2 separate regions of the Homo sapiens genome follow, and region 2 is linked to region 1. Evidence: chromatin loops called from intact Hi-C (ENCODE). Cell type or tissue: B cell. All regions are shown on one strand. Links, peaks and the distances in the headings refer to the core of each region. The heading gives the core; the rest is flanking DNA. Region 1 holds the start of SIX3 (SIX homeobox 3). Region 2 has its middle 140 kb from the start of LINC01833.

Region 1 (8,363 bases), core at 1-8,000:
AGAGATACCTCTGAAGCTGCTAAGAAATACTGGAAATAGCTTTTGCATAAGAATACTACAATCTCACTCTCCGCTTTTGCTAGCGACAGGGTCCCTCTTCCTAACCCAGGCCACCATGCCTCTCCTTGACTGCCAAGTCGACACCAGGAGCACCGAGTGGGAGGAGAACCCCAAAAAGAAAAGAGACAGTTGAGCGGGGAGAAAGACAGAGAGAGGGAGAGGAGAGAAAGAGAAAGGGAGAGGAGAAAAAGCAATATCATATACAGGCAATTTCTACACATATATTACAAACTGGGAAAATGACCGATCATTAAGATATACATAATTCATATAAAATTTTGAAATAAAAATAAAAATCTGTTACAGTCATAACTATTCTTTTTCCACATTTATAACCAGTACCCACACAGGCAGTGACAGAGTGGAGAGAAAAAGGTGCTTACGAAGAAAATGATTGTCTGCTGAACAAAAAACAGAAGATTGCATTTTTTTGACCAATACTTGACTTAAAAACAGAGAGAAGAAGAGAAAGAAAGAGAGCGAGAGAAAAAAAAAGAGAGAGAGAGCAACAAAAGGCAAGACACATTTGCTATTTCCCTCTCCAGGAGTTCTTTTTTTTTTTTTTTCCCCCTGTCCTTTTTTTTTTTTTTTTTTTTTTTTTTAACAAATTCGGAACGGAGACGGCGATTTTTTTTCTTTTTGTCTGTTTTGCTTTTGCCCTCTTGTCCTCGTGGTGGTGATTGATTTTTGTATAGTCGACTCTTTAAATCATTTTTAACTAGAGAGAATATTTTCCCAGATACAAATAAATCGTCATGCAGGTGGGGTGCCGGGTCCATGGGAACCGAAAGGAGAAGCCGTGCTTGTCCTAGAAAGTATACAATTGTCACCTCTTTTATGTTTTCTGCCCGCAACATCAGCGTTTGACTGTCTGTTGGCGTCGGGGTCCTTTGGGGTGGCCGTAGTGGTAGATGGTGGTTGGGGGTTGTTGATAGTTTGCGGTTAATTTGTTATTTTCTTGTTTTTTATATATTTTTGGCTGGGGTGGGAGTGTGTGTGGACTTGTATGTGTGTATGGTTGGGTATCCTGATTTCGGTTTGTTCTGGGGATGGAGGAGGAGAAGGAAGAGGAGGAAGAGGAGGAGGGCTAGGAGGCGGAGGGGAAGGAGTGGGGGAGGAGGGGAAGGAGAGGGAGGAGGGCGGCCTTGGCTATCATACATCACATTCCGAGTCGCTGGAGGTTACCGAGAGGATGGAGGTGCCGGTGTCTGCGCGCTCCGTCAGGCTGGACACGCTGGTGGTCGGGCTGGCCGCCGTGGACGGCGACTCTGCCGAGCCGTGCGTGGGGCAGCCGGGCTCGGCCAGCGAGCGCATGCCGCTCGGTCCAATGGCCTGGTGCTGGAGCCTGCGGGAGAAAGAGATCCGCGCCCGCCCTGACACAGAGGCCCGCCACCCGGCTCCCCCGCGCCGCCGCTCCCCATTCCGCTTTCGGGAGCATCCCAAGTCTTCTCAGATAGAGGCTGGCCTCGGAGGAGAGGCAGAACCCGAGCCCGGCCGCTTGGGGAGGCCTGGGTGCAAGCGACAAAGTACGCCAAGCCCTGGAGAAGCAGAAGTCGGAGAGGAGCCGGGCGCTTCTTCCCTCCGCAGTCCCTGGGGCTCTTCAAACTGAGCCGGCTGCCCCGCGACCGGTCGAGTTCCCCTAGTAACCCCGTCCCTGCTCCCTCAAACACACACCGGGAGCTGCGGGTTCCCCACCGCCCGGCCAGTCTCCGGGTAGAACTGCATACTTTGCTCTCTGGATGCCAGCGCAGAGCGCAGGACCGAGGGTAGAGAAAATAGGAAAGCTGGCGGTGGAAAAGTGGGGAAAGAGCAGGGAGACAGAAAAGGGGCAAAGGAGAAGGCAAGAGAGGCGCACAGAGCAGTCTCCAGCTGCCCTTTCCCCCACCGGGAACCTTCTGCCTGGACCTGGTGTCTGGAATTCTCTCCACAAGGAGGCCTTGGCTTGACCCTGGGCGCTCCCCTCATCAGACGAAAAGTGGGCTCCACGGCAGGGGTGAGAGGGCCATGGGCTCAGGTCCCGGCCGCCTAAACTCGAACACACCTCCAGAAACTCACACCCAGCCCCCACCCACGGGCAGCTGTCAGCAGCTGGGGGTCCTGCTCCCTGAAGTACACCAGGCCCTGGGCCTTCCTGGCTGGATAGAGAAAGACACAGGCTCCACATCAGGGCTTTCACCCAACTTCCTCTTTTCTTTCTCCCTTCTCTCCCCACTCCTTTCGCCTATCCACTTCTTTCCCTCTGGTTCTTTTTCTCCTTCCCCCAGGCCCAGCTCCTGTGATGTTGGTCAAGCCCTATACAATTTTGTGACTTTGTGGCCAACTTGCCGGCAACGAGGCTGCTCGTGCCCGCTTCCCAGCTTAGAGGACCAAAGGGATTCTCCTCGGCTGAAACAGGAGGGCGAGTACATGCACACGGGCGTGCACACACACACGCACACGCACACGCTAGGCCTCTCCACTCCCAGCCCGGCTCTCCTGCTCCCGGTCAGGCAACGTGCAGCGTTGCGGGGAAACAGGCCCGCTGCGCAGTGGCCTCTGGCCTTTTCCCCTTGTGATAGGGACCCAGGTTCACTTTCCTCTCTCTGACGCTAGTGGATTTCTCTCGGGGTTTTGCAACGCACAGAAATAAGAACCAGATGGCAAAGAGTGCTTTCCTTCCCTCCCTGTCTCTAGGCTCCAGAGGATCGCCGAGCTGGCGGCAGGGCTGAGGAGGCAGGCACGGGTGCAGCGCAGGGCTAAGTCTCCCAGGGGCTGCGGGTACTCGGGTCGCAAGCACACACTCTCTGCCCTGACGAAAGCCCCTCTTGGTCAAAGCAATCAATACACCCACAGCCAGCCCGGCCCCCTCTTCCGCGCGTCCCGGACAAGCGGAAACTTTCTCCGACTGGCCAGGAGTCACGGCTTCCCTGGCTCTCAGCGGCCGCTCCGCTAGCCCCATCTCAACCCCTCTCCCCTTCCCAGGCCTCTGAGGCTGTAGCCAGGCCGCGGGCCCCGCCACTAACCTGTTCTTGGCCGCCGCGGCGCGGTCGCGCTGCCGCCGGTTCTTAAACCAGTTGCCTACTTGTGTGGGAGTGAGGCCGGTGGCCTGCGCCAGTTCGCGTTTCTTGCTGGGGTTGGGGTAGGGGTCCTGTAGGTACCACTCCCGCAACAGGCTCCGAGTCCGCTCCTTGAAGCAATGCGTCTTCTGCTCGCCGTCCCAGATGGTGCGTGGCAGCGGGAACTTCTTGCGCACGCGGTACTTGTCCACCGGGCCGAGTGGGCGGCCGCGCAGCTTCTCGGCCTCCTGGTAGTGCGCCTCGAGCCACATGGCCTGCAGCTTGCCGTGAGACTCCTTGGTGAACTTGTGGTTCTCAAGGATGTGGTAGAGGTCGCGGAAGTTGCCCGTGTGGAAGGCGACCACGGCGCGCGCGCGCAGGATCGACTCGTGTTTGTTGATGGCCTCGCACGCCCCGGGGGCCACGGGCAGCGACCAGAGGAAGCGGCCCAGCCGCTCGATGTCGCCCGTCTCCTCCAGCGTCTCACAGACGCTGGCCACCTGCTCCGGCGAGAAGTTGAGGGTGGGCAGCTGGAACATGGACAACTCTTCCGGGGGGGCCCTGGAGCCGCCGCCGCCGCCGCCGCCTGCTCCGCCAGCACCGCCGCCTCCCGCACCGTTCCCGCCGCCGCTGCCGCCTCCCGCGCCGCCGCCGCCTCCCGCACCGTTCCCGCCGCCGCTACTCGCCAGAAGTATGGAGCGGTGGTGAGAATCGGCGAAGTTTGGCAACAAGAAGTGGGAGGAATAGAGGTCTAGGGGGGAGCGGAATACCATGGACTGACCTGAGAGGAGAGGAGAAAATTCAGGGAGAGGAAGAGAGAGGGGAGGAAGAGGAGGAGAGGGGCGATGAGGACCAGGAGGAGGGAGAGGAGAGGGGGGAGGAGGAGAAGGAAAGGAGGGGGGAGCAGGAGGAGGAGGGAGAGGAGGAAGGGCGTAAGGGACACCCACACCCCACACACATCCACACACACACACACCCGCGCAGCCACATAGAGAGGGAGGTAGGAGAGCGGCCCGGTGCGCGCGCGCAGAGAGAGAACCCGAGACAGAGAGGGAGAGGGAGAGGGAGAGAGGAGAGGGAGAGCCAACCACCGCCGAGTCAAGATTCAGCGATTCCACCGCAATCGCCCTAATGACAACAGCCTCATAATATCTCCCCTAAATCCACAGTGAGTGCAGCATTGAAACATTTTGTTTCGCTTTTCTATTGGTCTGTGGCGTGTCGTTGTGGCGTTGCCACGGCAACCACTGCCAATCACTGTCAGCCCTGCCAATCAATACCGAGAACGTAAGGACGGTTTTACCACTTAGCCAGAGGGCGGGGGGAGGGGGAGAGCAGGGAAGGAGGGAGAAGTGGGGGGATAAAGAGAATTTTTTTTATCTTTGCAACTCTTAATCTCGCTACCTCCCCCTCCTCTCTTCTCTCTTCTCCCTCTCTCTCCTCTTTTCTCTACCGCTGTCTCTGAGACTTCTTCTTCCCTTTTTCCTAAAGAAGTTGATCCAGAAATTCGAAAAGCCCTGGGCAGAGTTGTTGAATGGGATGTGCAATTAGAGAGGGGATTTTGTTGGGAGGCAAGAGGGTCCCCCAGGCTCCACATAGTCCAGGTCGGCAGGCAAGGAAAGACGGCTGACCAGCCCAGCGGGCGCGGTTTGCACATGGTTTGCACGTCGGGCCGCCTCTTTCTGCCTATGTGAGCACTAATAGTGGCAAGGAAGAAAGGAGAGATGAGATCATGGGGCCCACCAAGCACCGACCTTGGCCCAGCGGGCCGTGGCGCCAGCCGGGGATCCCGGATTCCGAGGGTATCTGGCGCCAGGGAGCCTGAGCCCAATTCCCAGGGTGCTGGAGGCCGCTCTTGCCTCCCCCATCGGTGCCCATGGACCGCATTCACCTCAACTCCCTCTTCATCAATTAGGCTTCTCTTTACTCCCTCCCCGGCCAAGGAGCCTCGATTTCCCCCACCACCCTGTATTTTAAAATAACAGTCCAAACAGTACACTTCTTTCCATCTTAAGAAGCAACTCAACTCTTTGTTTCTTCCCAGAATTCAGCTGCCTCTCTGAGGAGTGGTGGAGGAGCTGCGGGAGCCGAGAAGCCCAAGAGCCCTCTGGACCCAGAAAAGTCCTACAGATGCCCACTCCTCACCACACAACAGAAGGAGCTCTGGTCCTGCCTGCCAGCCCCAGAGGGCACTCAAACTTTGGAGGCCAGCCACCCGGATGAAGTGAATAAGGCCTGAAAATTGCTTGTTTGCTCGTATTGTAAAATAATAATAATTACCATTATTATTTTTAAACTGTCTAATTTCTCTAGGGAAAGTAACATCGAAAGCCTAAAACAGACGCCAAAAGGCCCATAGAACACAGAGGGCCCTCTCTGCCTCTGGCCACCACAGCCCCTAGGCCAGGCATGGGTATTTATTCTTAGGTATGTTGCTTTTAAGAAGCTGTAATCAGCATCTTGAGCCGGGCCTCCCTTTGTGAGGCTTCTGTAACTATGGAAGTGTGATTTACGCAGATTTGTCGGGGTCAGAGACGTCTTTCCCTGAGCACTGTGTATATTTAGACAGGACTCGGTTTGGTGTTAAAAAGTGTATATGTTGAATGGATTCACACACAGTAGCCAACAATGACCACATTGTCGGCCCGTGTACAACGCGTATTGAAACGCAGCGCCCAGACTTCAACTAATCTGCCCTCAATAAAGCTGAAATAATTATCCTAAGCTGCCTTTCCAGAAGAAAAATCATTGAGGAATTCAAAACTTTTTTTTTTTTTTTTTAAAGATCTTTTCTGCATTCCGATGCAGATCTGGGGGCAAGGCGCCGTGTCCACACCACTTTGGTGATCTCAATGAGGGAAGAGAGAAAGAGAGGTTGAGAGAGAATTTAAATGGGAAACCTAACGTGACTGGGGCTGTGAGTGTCCCAGCCCCTAAACCCCGAGCTGGAGCCCTGCTTAGGCCTTGACTCCCGCAGTGCCAGGCCTCTGAGGGCCGGGGAGAAGAGCAAGCCGACAAGTGCAAGCCTCCTTGGAGGATTCCGGGCGGCAGGGAGGCCCTGGGTCCGGCGAGGGGCCAATACTGGCTCACTTAGCCAGAGACAGCCGTGGGGTAGCAGGTCTTCAACACGACGACTGGGGCAGAAAAATATTCCTCCAAAGGGAAGACCTGCCAAGCCCCATTTCAGTGCTCTCTCCACTCCATATATATTTCCTCTCCTCCTGGCCATGAGTCCTTCTCCACGCAGCTGAAAGCTCTGGGCGGTCATTCACTGAGGGCCCAGAAAGAGCCCAAAGGTTGGGACACAAAAACAGACACTTCATGTTTTCTTCCCGATCCCTTTCTCTCGTAGGGGAAGGATTATAGGCTGAAGGGTGGGAGGGGGAAGGGGCAGGAGGAGGAAGCGGGGGAGGAAGGAATGAAAAAGGGGAGGGGAGTGGGTATTGTGCCGCGTGTGGGGGGAGAATTCCTACGGGTGGGTTTCCGAATATTGTGTTCAACTTTTTGAAAGCAGCTCGTGACCCCGAAACTGCATCCCCCGGAGCCGGGGACCCAGGCGCCGGGCGGGCGGGTGAACCCGGTCAGTCCCCTCCCCGTCCCCGAAACCCCCGCCTCCGGGTGGTGGCGACCTGGCCTCTCCCTGCCACTGCCCGGCCAGCCCCGGAGGGAGGCTGGGCAGGTGCTGCGGGCTCTGCCGAAAGCGCTGAAATAAAAAACCATCGCCACTCAGGGAGAACTGAGGCAAGTGGGGCTGAGACTCTGGCGACACCCCCGCCCCCCAGCCTCTGCCCCAGCGCCTGCCGCCCTGCCGCCCTGCCGCACCCCGCCTGCTTGGGTGGCGACCGCGGTTCCGGAACGCGAAGCAGGGCAGAGGGCTGCAGAGAGGCGTGTAGCTTTGTGCGCCAGGACCCGGTGGGGCAGGTGGCAGCCCCGGGCTGTCCGCGCCTCCCAGCAGAGCCGAGCTCGGCGCCGCCCACCGAGCCCACCTCGCGGTCCAGCCGCCGCCAGCGCCTTTCGGCTCTGGCCTGAAGCAGTACTCCCGCCTCCTGGAGCGGGTAAGTTGAGAGTCCGGAGAGCAGGGCAGGGAGGCGGGGCGGCTGGTCCCAGAGCGGAGGGCCGGACTGGCTCCCCGCCGGGCTGGGGGCGCAGGCTCCATAGGATCTCAGTCGAGGGGTTCTGAGTGCGTGTTTGGGTGGGAAGCAGGGCTGTGGAGCGCCAGAGCTTCCCCTCCCAAATTCCCAGGCGCTGGGCACTGGGGAGTGGAGCAGAAGCAGAGGGACCTTGGGTTCCGGGGCCCAGCGGCCTTCCACGCTGGTCTGGGAACCAAGCAAGCCCTAGGGCAGTGCGAGGACTGGGAAGGGACCCTGGGGGACCGCTAGAGGAGGTGGCGCGTGGAGGGCGCCTGCACCCTGGGGTCGCTCAGAGCGGAGAGTCTCGGGTGGATAGGTCAGCTTGCAGATCCTCTAGGTCTCTTCTCTGCTCTCTGGCCGCTCTGATTGCGGGATCTGGGACTTGGCGCCCGTACAGGCCGGGTCACCTGTGCAGAACAAATTTGCTGCCATCATCCCCGCTTCAATCCTGGCCCCGGCGATCTAAAATATCGCCTTCAGGTGGGGCAGGGAGAAAAGATGTCTTTGGGGTTTAAATAGTGTTCTCCTTGTACCCGGACCAACTGGCATTTATTTACAAATGTCACCCGCCACCCCAGCACTGGGAAAGTCTCAACCACATCTGGAGAACGCCCGAGAGACCTCCCACTCTCTCCTTGTTTTGGGTTACAGGGAAAGCCAACGGGTCTGCAGGCCTCCGGGAGACGAGGATCCGGAGGGTTGGGGCAGCTGCACCCACTTGGCCTTGCTCAGCTCTAAACAGCCGACCAGGAGGCCGGGGGAAGGTTTGCCCTGTGGGGGCAACGCCCCTTCCGGCTCCCAGGATGTCGGGAGGCGGAGGCTGGCCGGGTGGCCCGTAGTCTGGGCCTCCCCGCAAGCTGCAAACTGAGGCGCTTGGCGCGGGCGGCCAGGGAGGGCGCAGGGGAGCGCAGCACGCAGGCGGGGAGGCCGCGAAGCCCTTCAAGGACCCCGATTACTTTCCTTTGAAAAACAACAACAACAACTGCTCCCTCCCCGCACCCCCGCCCCCCGCCTTAGCCTCCGGGGACTGGCGCTCCAAGCAATTGTCGCCCCGGACAGTAAACACAGCTCAGTTGCCTCAACTTTCTCCATGCATAAAAGTTCCTGGCGTGCGGGGAAATTTGAATATTTGATCAGC
Region 2 (8,363 bases), core at 51-8,050, 140 kb after region 1:
TCTCAGAATGTCTCCCCGTGATCAGATGGCTTTAAAAAGAATTCTATTTACCAAAATCATTATGCCACTGTTCATTTTCCTCCCTGGGGGACTGGAGGGAGGGCAGGAGGGGAAAGAGAGGACGGCAGGTGAGTTTTTGTGTAAGAGGTGACCCTATCACGCAAATAAACAAGTGAATTTCTTTCGGGATATCTATTATCAAAGACATCTCCAACCCTTAACTGTGTTTCTCAGTTCCTCACCAGAAATAGAAAAAATAAGTGCAGGAACCAGAGATGATGAACTAGTGACCCCAACAAAAGTAAATGCAGATCTTTCTCCTCCTGCCCAAGACACAGCAAAAATAAGGGTGCTTGTGAAGAAATAATTTTCTTGAACACTGCACCGGGCACATTCTCAGCCACTTGGGCACAGTCTGGGCACCTCTCTCTCCACCTTCTCCCTCCCTTCGGACAGATCGCAAGGACGGACCCCCATGCTCCCCAAAATTCCACCATCCATCCCATACTTTTGTTTGTTTTTCTAAAGTTCTCAGTATTTATAGGTCTCCAAGTTGGGAAGGGGGCAGGGTGGAGCTCTTCCCAACAAAGCCAAACTCCAGTTTTCAATAACAAAGCAGGGTGGATCTGTGCGTGTGGGACAGATAGGGCAGGGACAGGGAATGATGTTTGGTTTGTTTTTCTTAGAAGAATGAAATGGAAGGTAGGCAGCCCAGATTCCCGAAGTCAGATTCTGAGGAGGTCAGTAACACTGGGGAAGGAAGCGTTTGAGAAGCTCCCTGATGGAAAATCAGGGTATCTCCCTCCTATCAGAGGGAGAAAAGAGAGCGTGAGGTCTTCTTTAAGAAGGACATCCAAAGGGCGCTTCTGCACAAATGTTTCCTGTCAGCATCCAGAAAGATTTAAAGACATCCCTCAGGTGGGAGAGCACTGTCTCCTCTCCTTAGCTGGAGGGGCGTTGGTCCTCTCGGGTAGCAGGGTAACAGGACATTGGAGGGAGGAGAAAGGCCAGTCTTCCCCAAGGGCCCACAGGACTGTATCTTTGCTCGCTGGAGACTGTTTTGCCTTCACTTCCACCTGGTTCCCGGCAGGGAGTCCTGGCCCTCCTTTGGGGGGGGGGGCCGTTGACTAATGCAACAGTGAAAGCATAGGTCAGCCATCAGGCAAATAATAAACATATTTGCCTCGCACGTCTGTTAAGCCTGTTTAATGGGTCGTCCCTACATGTAAATGGGCTTCCTACCCCAGCCCCTATCACTCCACCTGTATCAACAACAATGCCTCCGCACAATTATCTTACCTTAATGAACTTAATCTTTAATTTCCCAGCTTGGCCCTGGTACTCAGCCTCCTAACAAAGGAAGTGGAACTGTTTGAGTCCCAGTGAGCCGCCTTCCTCCAACAGCTAGGGAAACTTTAGCCACGACAAGGATTTTTGCCCCTTGTGGAACTGTCAAAAGCAATAAATATTTTTCTTTTTATTCCATCATTAGACCCTCCTAAGAATGCCTCCCCATTGTCCACTGTAATTCCCAGAGCTCTCTGGGCAGGGGCGTTATTGTGGAAAATGAATCCTGAAGTGTTAACAATGCTGCCAAAGCAGCTACACTTTTTCTTCTCCCCCCCCCGAGGGCGTAACCGTTAGGAATGTGTCGCCTCACCATAGCCTGCTCGGCGAAAAGAGCACTTGTGTTTTTTAACACTGGTCTTTGAGAAGGATGCTCAAGTTAAAGCATTGTGGCCACTGTAAATAGATGCACTCAGCAGAATAGAGCTTCTTCATTCCTAATTAGGGAAGTAACTCTAGAAAGACAGAATGTCACTTGCTGGGCTGTGCATATTGTTGAGTTTGTGCTCGCCTCCACAATGTGAGGTAATTGGAGTTGTACCTTTTAGAAAGCTGCTAATTTCACATAGGAAGTGCTAACAAGACCTTTCTGGGCCATGTTTTCCTTCTTCCTTTTTAAGGAAGTTACAGACCTTCAGTAGTGGGAATGGCTGAGCCCTGGCCTGGCGGAGGAAACAGCAGTAATGAACCACTTCAGCCCACAGTTAGAAAAAGGAGGCCTCATTTTGGAGTCCTGAGAATACTAGGCACAACAAAAGGTTCTGTTTAAGCTTGTTATCCAGGACATTCTTACAGGCTACACAGCTCTCCCTGCAATGACCCTCTTCAAACAAGTGCATCAAGTTTGAGCAAATAGAAACACGCAACTTTCAAGGTTTGGAGTTATAGTTTTCTTTACAAAGCCATTTATATAATGTAAGCTGCAATTAGCATGGGACAGAGCGAGGAGATTTAGGCTGGAAAGTTCTTTTAACAAAAGATAGAAATTAGTGGAATAAGTAACAGTTAAATATCAGCTTCAGATAACTAGCTGAAAAGACCTTTTAAATCATTTACTAATAAAAAAATGATTTTGCCTCAGACCTTGTTCCAACCAAAGTGTGGTCTTTTAAATCACTGAACTGATTAATCTTTCTAATTTTAAATTATCCAGCAAGAATGGACCGGAGCAAAAAAAAAAAAAAAAAAAGTCCACATATCCCCAAATGAAAAGCACTACAGCTTTTAAGCCTGACAATTTCATCAGAATGTCCATAGGAATTACATAAAAAATTCAGACCATAATGAAATAAATTGCTACTTACATTATGAAAAGTCTGCAAAAGCTTTTTATAGACTTGAAATGCAGAAGTTATATAAACTGCACAGTAAAAAGAATTAGAAATTGACCTGTACAGATCAAGGGCTAAAATTAACAGTCTTCAGGGGAAAAAAATTCCCAGTTCACAATGGCTTTTAATGCCATTTTTTCCCCTACACTCATTTATCTAATAACCATGGCAAGGTTAGGATAAACAATGAACAGTATGTTTTCACATTTTCCACCTTTTGTGTCCTCCCTATGAATTTCTAAAACACTTAAGAGAATAGATACATAAACCTGTGACCTTCAAATGAGCTTTTTGATACTCTCAACATTTTGAATAAAAAGATCAGAAAATGGAGCCACTTTTACACAGTAATGAATTCCATTCTGTTGGGTAAACAAAGCTAAATTTTAAAACAGAGACCTGACATTTGTACAGCTCAAGAAGCTATTCTGTTCTTTTGGGGGTGGGCAGACGGAGGGAGGGGACATTGTCAGTACTTTATGTGGGCTAGATAATGACCAAATCTACAATCCACGTCAGGAAGAGACAATCCATTTGGCTGCGTTCAACAGAGAGCCACCGTTTCCAAGACAAGGACAACAAAAATGCCCAATTTTTACAACAGTTTGCCCCCACCCCATGAACAACTGGTCCATCTCACAAAAAAAAAAAAAAAAAAAAAAAAAAAAAAAAAAGCGTTGGGGGGGAATTGGTGGCGGAGGCGCAGCCGCCATTATGGGGCTGACGCTTATTGACGGCAGCTACAAGGGCCTCCAAAAGTTACTCCAATTTCCGTCGAGCTTTTGTGCATCCGTTGTCCTGTCTGAAAGGCTCAGTTAGGTATTGTTGCAAAAAAAGTCTGCATCCACATTTGTTCCCCTCTAATTCATACTCGGCATTGTGAAGTTTTCCTATTCAGGGGCTGATTGGACAACAGCCCTGACAATGGCCCAGCGATTAGTCTCTCAGCATGGGCTGAGGTTGCGGGTATAAACCTAGGGATGGGGCTGGAATGCACTGGGGCATTCAGCTTCCTCTCGGGGCCTTCCTGAGAGGCCGCGCCTCCTTTGCTGCAGGTAATGCATTCCTTCAGAGCGGGGAAACCGAATCCCTGTAATTAGCGGGTCCCGGACGGGGCAGCCGCCCCCTCCCCGCAAGGCGGCCCTCGGGGGCCCCCGAAGCTTTCTAAGGAGCTCAGCCCCTGAGACGCTGCAGCCCCATCGAATTGAAAACTTTCTCGGGCGGCTCGGTGGGCCTGAAAATCAACACGCAGGGGAGGGGAGCCGGGAGGGCCGCGAGCCGCGCCGCTTAACCCTTGGTACGCCGCGGCGCCGCAGCAGGGCCTCCCCCGGCCCGCGAGTCTGCGGAGGGACCGCGCGGGCCCCGCCACCGCGGCTGAGCGAGTAGCTAAGTGTACAGATGTCAGTCTGGCGTTTTACATGTCAGTAACTTGAATTCATTTACATTTATTTTCCTATTGTTTTATATCACTTTATGACAATGTGCTGCATAATATAATTTAAATCTTTAATGTACAACTAATTCTCTACCATTAATTTGTCAACATGATTACTGGATACGCCACCCGGAAAAGCAGGCTGACTTAAAGTCTATGTAAGACGTTCCTGTGTTGTTTCCTGAAGGTTTACAGAGGAAATGACAAAGACGTACCGAGCTGTTTTTCTTGGACTGTCTGTAATCTTAGGAAAACTACAATTTCAGTGGGAATCCCACTTACACTGTGAAATTCCAGACATCAGTTGGGAAGGAGACGCACGCACAGCCCCCTTAGAGGAGAAATTAGTTAGGCAGCGCCTGTCCTCGCAGCAGTGGCCGGAGACCGGCGGTGGCCCAGCCGTTGGGCCCCGAGGGATCTATCCCCCAGGACTGGGCCCGGGCGGCGCGGGCCCTCGCAGGGAGAAGAGGAGGAGAGTCGGCGCCGGGTCGCACCGACGGCTTTGGGGAAACTCACAAAGGAAAGGGCGGTGGCTGTGGGCAAAGCGTTTCTGGGCCGTCCCGACTTCGGGGTCCCCCTGAACTGCCCCCAGACCTTGGCCTCGCTCTCGCGCCGGCGGCCAGAGCCCGGCTTGGAAACGCTGGTCCTTCCCTCTGCGCCCCTGGAGGACGGGCCCCCTGCAGCCCCAGCCAAGGGATCACGCCCAAGCGGCCGCACCGTCACAATTAAAAGGAAGCTGCTGCACCCCAAACCTTATTAAACATTCAAATAGGAAAATTAAGATATTCTGGGCAAAAGAAGTGTTTAGACAAAGGCTGTCTGCTTCAATTTCCCCGTTAAGCGGGGAGCTGGCTGCTCGGAGAGAGTGTGACGGTGGATTCCATAAATTAACTGAAAATCCCTCTTCTCCGGAGCCTAAGTTATCTCTCCTTTGCCTGCAGCTCTGATTTAGAATGGGAGCCGGCTTGTTTACCGGTTTAATTAATGCTCCTTTTCAAGCAGGGAGGAGGGGAAGGGAAATGAAGCGACTTGGTGATAAACAGGTGTAACCGGGCCTAGAGCGGGCTCACGAGGGCCGCGGCCGCCTCCTCAGGCTTGACTGGGCCTGACCCGGCGGAAAAGGTAGATGGCCCAGTTGGAAGCGCAGTAGGTGAGCATTATTTTAACTGCGAGACTGTGATTGAAATGGCTTAAAGGGACAATCAGCGCTTGTTTTTTTTTTTTTTTTTTTTTTCCCTTCTTCCTCCAGAATGCATTCTCATTCTTTCACGTTGCTGAGCGGAGAAGAAACAGATCTTGGCGATATAGGGCACAGGCCTTTTTCCTTCTCTGTCACCTCTTCTTCCTCAGCCTTCACCTCCAAATGTAAGGGAAGAGTCACTTGAGGAGGCAACCTGGCTTCCGCGTCACGCTGGGGACCGGCTTTCTGCTCTGAAAAAATCCCTGGGCGTTCTCTCTTTATTTACTTATTTCAGCTTTTAATTCCGGGAGCCTAATATCTGGGATTGGACTGTCCGCGGCCTATGTGTTTCTGTGACCTTACAGATAACAGGGAAGCTTGGATGGAAAATGAAATTCAAGCGCCAGCTAATTTTAAAAACATAACGAAAAACTCATTCCCGAGGGGGGAAATGGCAGTTTCTGTAAGCACAGGCTGAAGGTGTTTTTAAATTAATAACTAGCCCTGGTATTTGCTAAATGATGGCTGTATCAGGGGGAAAAAATTAGTCATTAAAAACAGCAGGTACCCAACGTGAGAATATATGTTTCAGGACTGAAAGTCACCTGTCTGCGTTGCCTGCTGCCTTTCTGGGCGCCAGCATCTCCAAGGGCAGAAGTGAGGCCAGAGGCTGGTCTGTCAGCCATACTGGCCTTCTGGAGAAAGGAGTTTTGTTGTTGTTTTGTTTTGTTTTTAAACTACCATTTATTGAACGCCTCCTTGATGCCTACGACGTGTCATTGCTAATGCTTTCAGCTTCCCGACAAAGTGGTTGTGCCCGTCCACATTTCTCAGAGAGTTTAGACAGCTCTCATGATTTGCCCAAGGCCACAAAGCTTATCAAGGGCCAGCGCAGGGATGAGAACAGGGGTGTTTCTGAGCCCAGGGCCTTTTCCCCTCTTTTTTCCACCCTTTGTGAGGTAACAGTGACCCTAGGTACCTACAATCTCTAGAAAAGGGGATTCCATTCTAGATAAAGACTGGTTAAGTCCGTGGTTACAAGAGAGGAGCTCTTTTTGCCAGGGGTGAATTCTACCCACATTCTGGTTCAGGTCTGCGGGGACCCAACACACATATAAGCACAAAGTACCTTGCAGAACAGAGAGAGATTTCTTTCTGGAGAGATTTCTAGACTGGAAATTAGGATCTTTCAGCATCAAGGCTGGTTCAGTTGCCCATTAATGTGTGACCTCAAGCAAGTCACCTACTACATCTGACTGAAGGCTTCCTTGTCCCTGAGTGGCCACATTGCCTATCCTGCCTGCCTCATAGTGTGGGGTGGGGCCAAAGTGAATGGAAGTGGGTTCAAATGCATCAGTCACTGTGAAGAGCTGCACAAATGTACAGTTTTATTGCTGACTTACCAGAATTATGAGGTCCTAATGTAAAATTATATGTGCATGTGTTTTGAAGGGAGTGACTTACTGTATAAGTGTGAGGATTTTTCTTATTAAAGACGAGGCTTTAACTCCTGATTTCTAAACATGAAAACTCTGGCTACATTAAGAATGGTGCTAAAAGTTTGAATGCAGGCCGGGTGTGGTGGCTCATGCTTGTAATCCCAGCACTTTGGGAGGTCGAGACAGACGGATCACTGAGGTCAGGAGTTCGAGACCAGCCTGGCCAACACAGTGAAACCCCATCTCTATTAAAAATACAAAAATTAGCTGGGCATGGTGGCAGGCATCTGTAATCCCAGCTACTTGGGAGGCTGAGGCAGGAGAATCGCTTGAACCCAGGAGGAGGAGGTTGCAGTGAGCTGAGATCACACCACTGCACTCCAGCCTGGGTGACACAGCAGGACTCTTGTCTCAAAAAAAAAAAAATTTGAATGCATCCTAAAATAATAGAATTTTGATGGAAGAGACCATTCGTTATAATAATAATAATGATATTAATGGTGGCTATATGCCAGGCACTGCTCTACCAGATATGCACCAATTAGTTCTCACCATAATGCTATGCCATAGGTACTGTTATCATCATACCCATTTCACAGATGAGGAAACTGAGACACAAGGCAATTTGGTCACATAATTCATGAATAGAACTACCATTTGAACCCAGACAACCTAGCACTAGAATCCACATGCTTAATCATTGTGTTACACTGCATCCCACGAGAGAGTGTCTGTTAGCCCTGCTTCTCCAATGCACATTTTGAAGATGAAAAAAGTGACGCTCAGAGTGATTAAATGATTTGCCCACATCTGTTTCATGGCAGAGGTGAGAGTAGAGTTTGGATCTCCTTATGTCCATGGGTGGTTCTATTTATGATGTAATTGCTACTCACTTTATTCAGCCTTCAAGCCTTCTCTGGAGATGAACCGCCTGGGTTTAAACCTTGGTTCTGCAAGCTCCTTACCCTCTCTAAGCCTAAGATAATAGTATCTTCAGATGTCTTAGAGGAAATTTAATTTAAAAACCTCATTGTTTGGCAGATTACACGAAATAATGTACAAAAGTATTTAGCACATTTCCTAGCATATAGTAAATGCCCAATAAATCCACCTCAAATTTAAAATCCTGGCTCCAGGAAAAGAAACATGAACAGTGGGAAGGTCTTGAATTGGATGTGACTGTCCCTACTCAGTGAGCTGGCTCAAGCTAAGTTGAAGGAAGAGACAAAGGACAGGCCAACAAGCTGGTACATGGCGGGAAGAGGGCCAGAGCCCACCACTTGTGGAGAACTCGGAGGCCAGCCCCCTCAGCTATGAGAGGGTCTTCCAGAGTGATCCCTGAGGAGATGGGACAGTGAAGTCATTGGCCAGCCTGTGGGACAGAAGGTAGGTACTGACTGAGGAAGACAGAGGGAAGGGAAGGGGAACAGTATGCGGGGCTGGAGGAAAGCAGGCTAGGGAAGCCAGAGTAGGAACAATGGCTGTCTAAGCACCACCCATCATGGGGTCTCTTCATGAGATGCTCCCTGGAGACATCAGCCATGGCTGTTTCAGCCCCATGGGGAGGAGGAGGATGGTGGCACAGTGCTGAGTGCTGAGGAGGAACCACAAAATGCCTGGCTGACGGAGGC

What was found. Peaks named below come from ENCODE experiments on the same cell type or tissue, not always from the same donor. Only the 100,000 strongest peaks of a DNase experiment are listed, where the experiment ranks them.
Region 2: it touches region 1 in a loop (7-fold over the local background); 5 of 110 quality-filtered maps call a loop at or near these places.

What each region holds. Positions count from the first base shown.
Region 1 is chr2:44,937,610-44,945,972 of GRCh38, reverse strand. It overlaps SIX3 (SIX homeobox 3), which reads right to left and starts at 4,271. Exons shown (of 2, transcript NM_005413.4): 1 at 3,063-4,271; 2 at 1-1,405. The coding sequence starts at 3,868. The coding sequence ends at 1,213. LINC01833 (long intergenic non-protein coding RNA 1833) reads left to right here and starts at 6,774. Exons shown (of 2, transcript NR_147195.1): 1 at 6,774-7,150. SIX3-AS1 (SIX3 antisense RNA 1) reads left to right here and starts at 4,095. Exons shown (of 2, transcript NR_103786.1): 1 at 4,095-4,263; 2 at 5,140-5,819. RefSeq lists enhancers at 1-214, 2,504-3,228, 4,311-4,837, 5,606-6,105, 6,106-6,607 and 1 more and silencers at 6,949-7,078, 8,073-8,152. In B cell, for the core only: no CTCF peak of the experiment used is centred there; DNase peaks (open chromatin) are centred at 2,462, 3,342, 4,242, 4,922 and 7 weaker places; H3K4me3 peaks cover 4,637 bases; H3K27me3 peaks cover 7,357 bases.
Region 2 is chr2:44,798,286-44,806,648 of GRCh38, reverse strand. No RefSeq gene overlaps it. Among named protein-coding and RNA genes, the nearest start is that of LINC01833, 140 kb to the left of the region's middle. RefSeq lists enhancers at 1,496-2,015, 1,049-3,219, 3,037-3,869, 4,133-4,933, 4,934-5,734. In B cell, for the core only: no CTCF peak of the experiment used is centred there; DNase peaks (open chromatin) are centred at 3,588, 4,068, 4,818, 5,148 and 1 weaker place; H3K4me3 peaks cover 2,441 bases; H3K27me3 peaks cover 7,006 bases.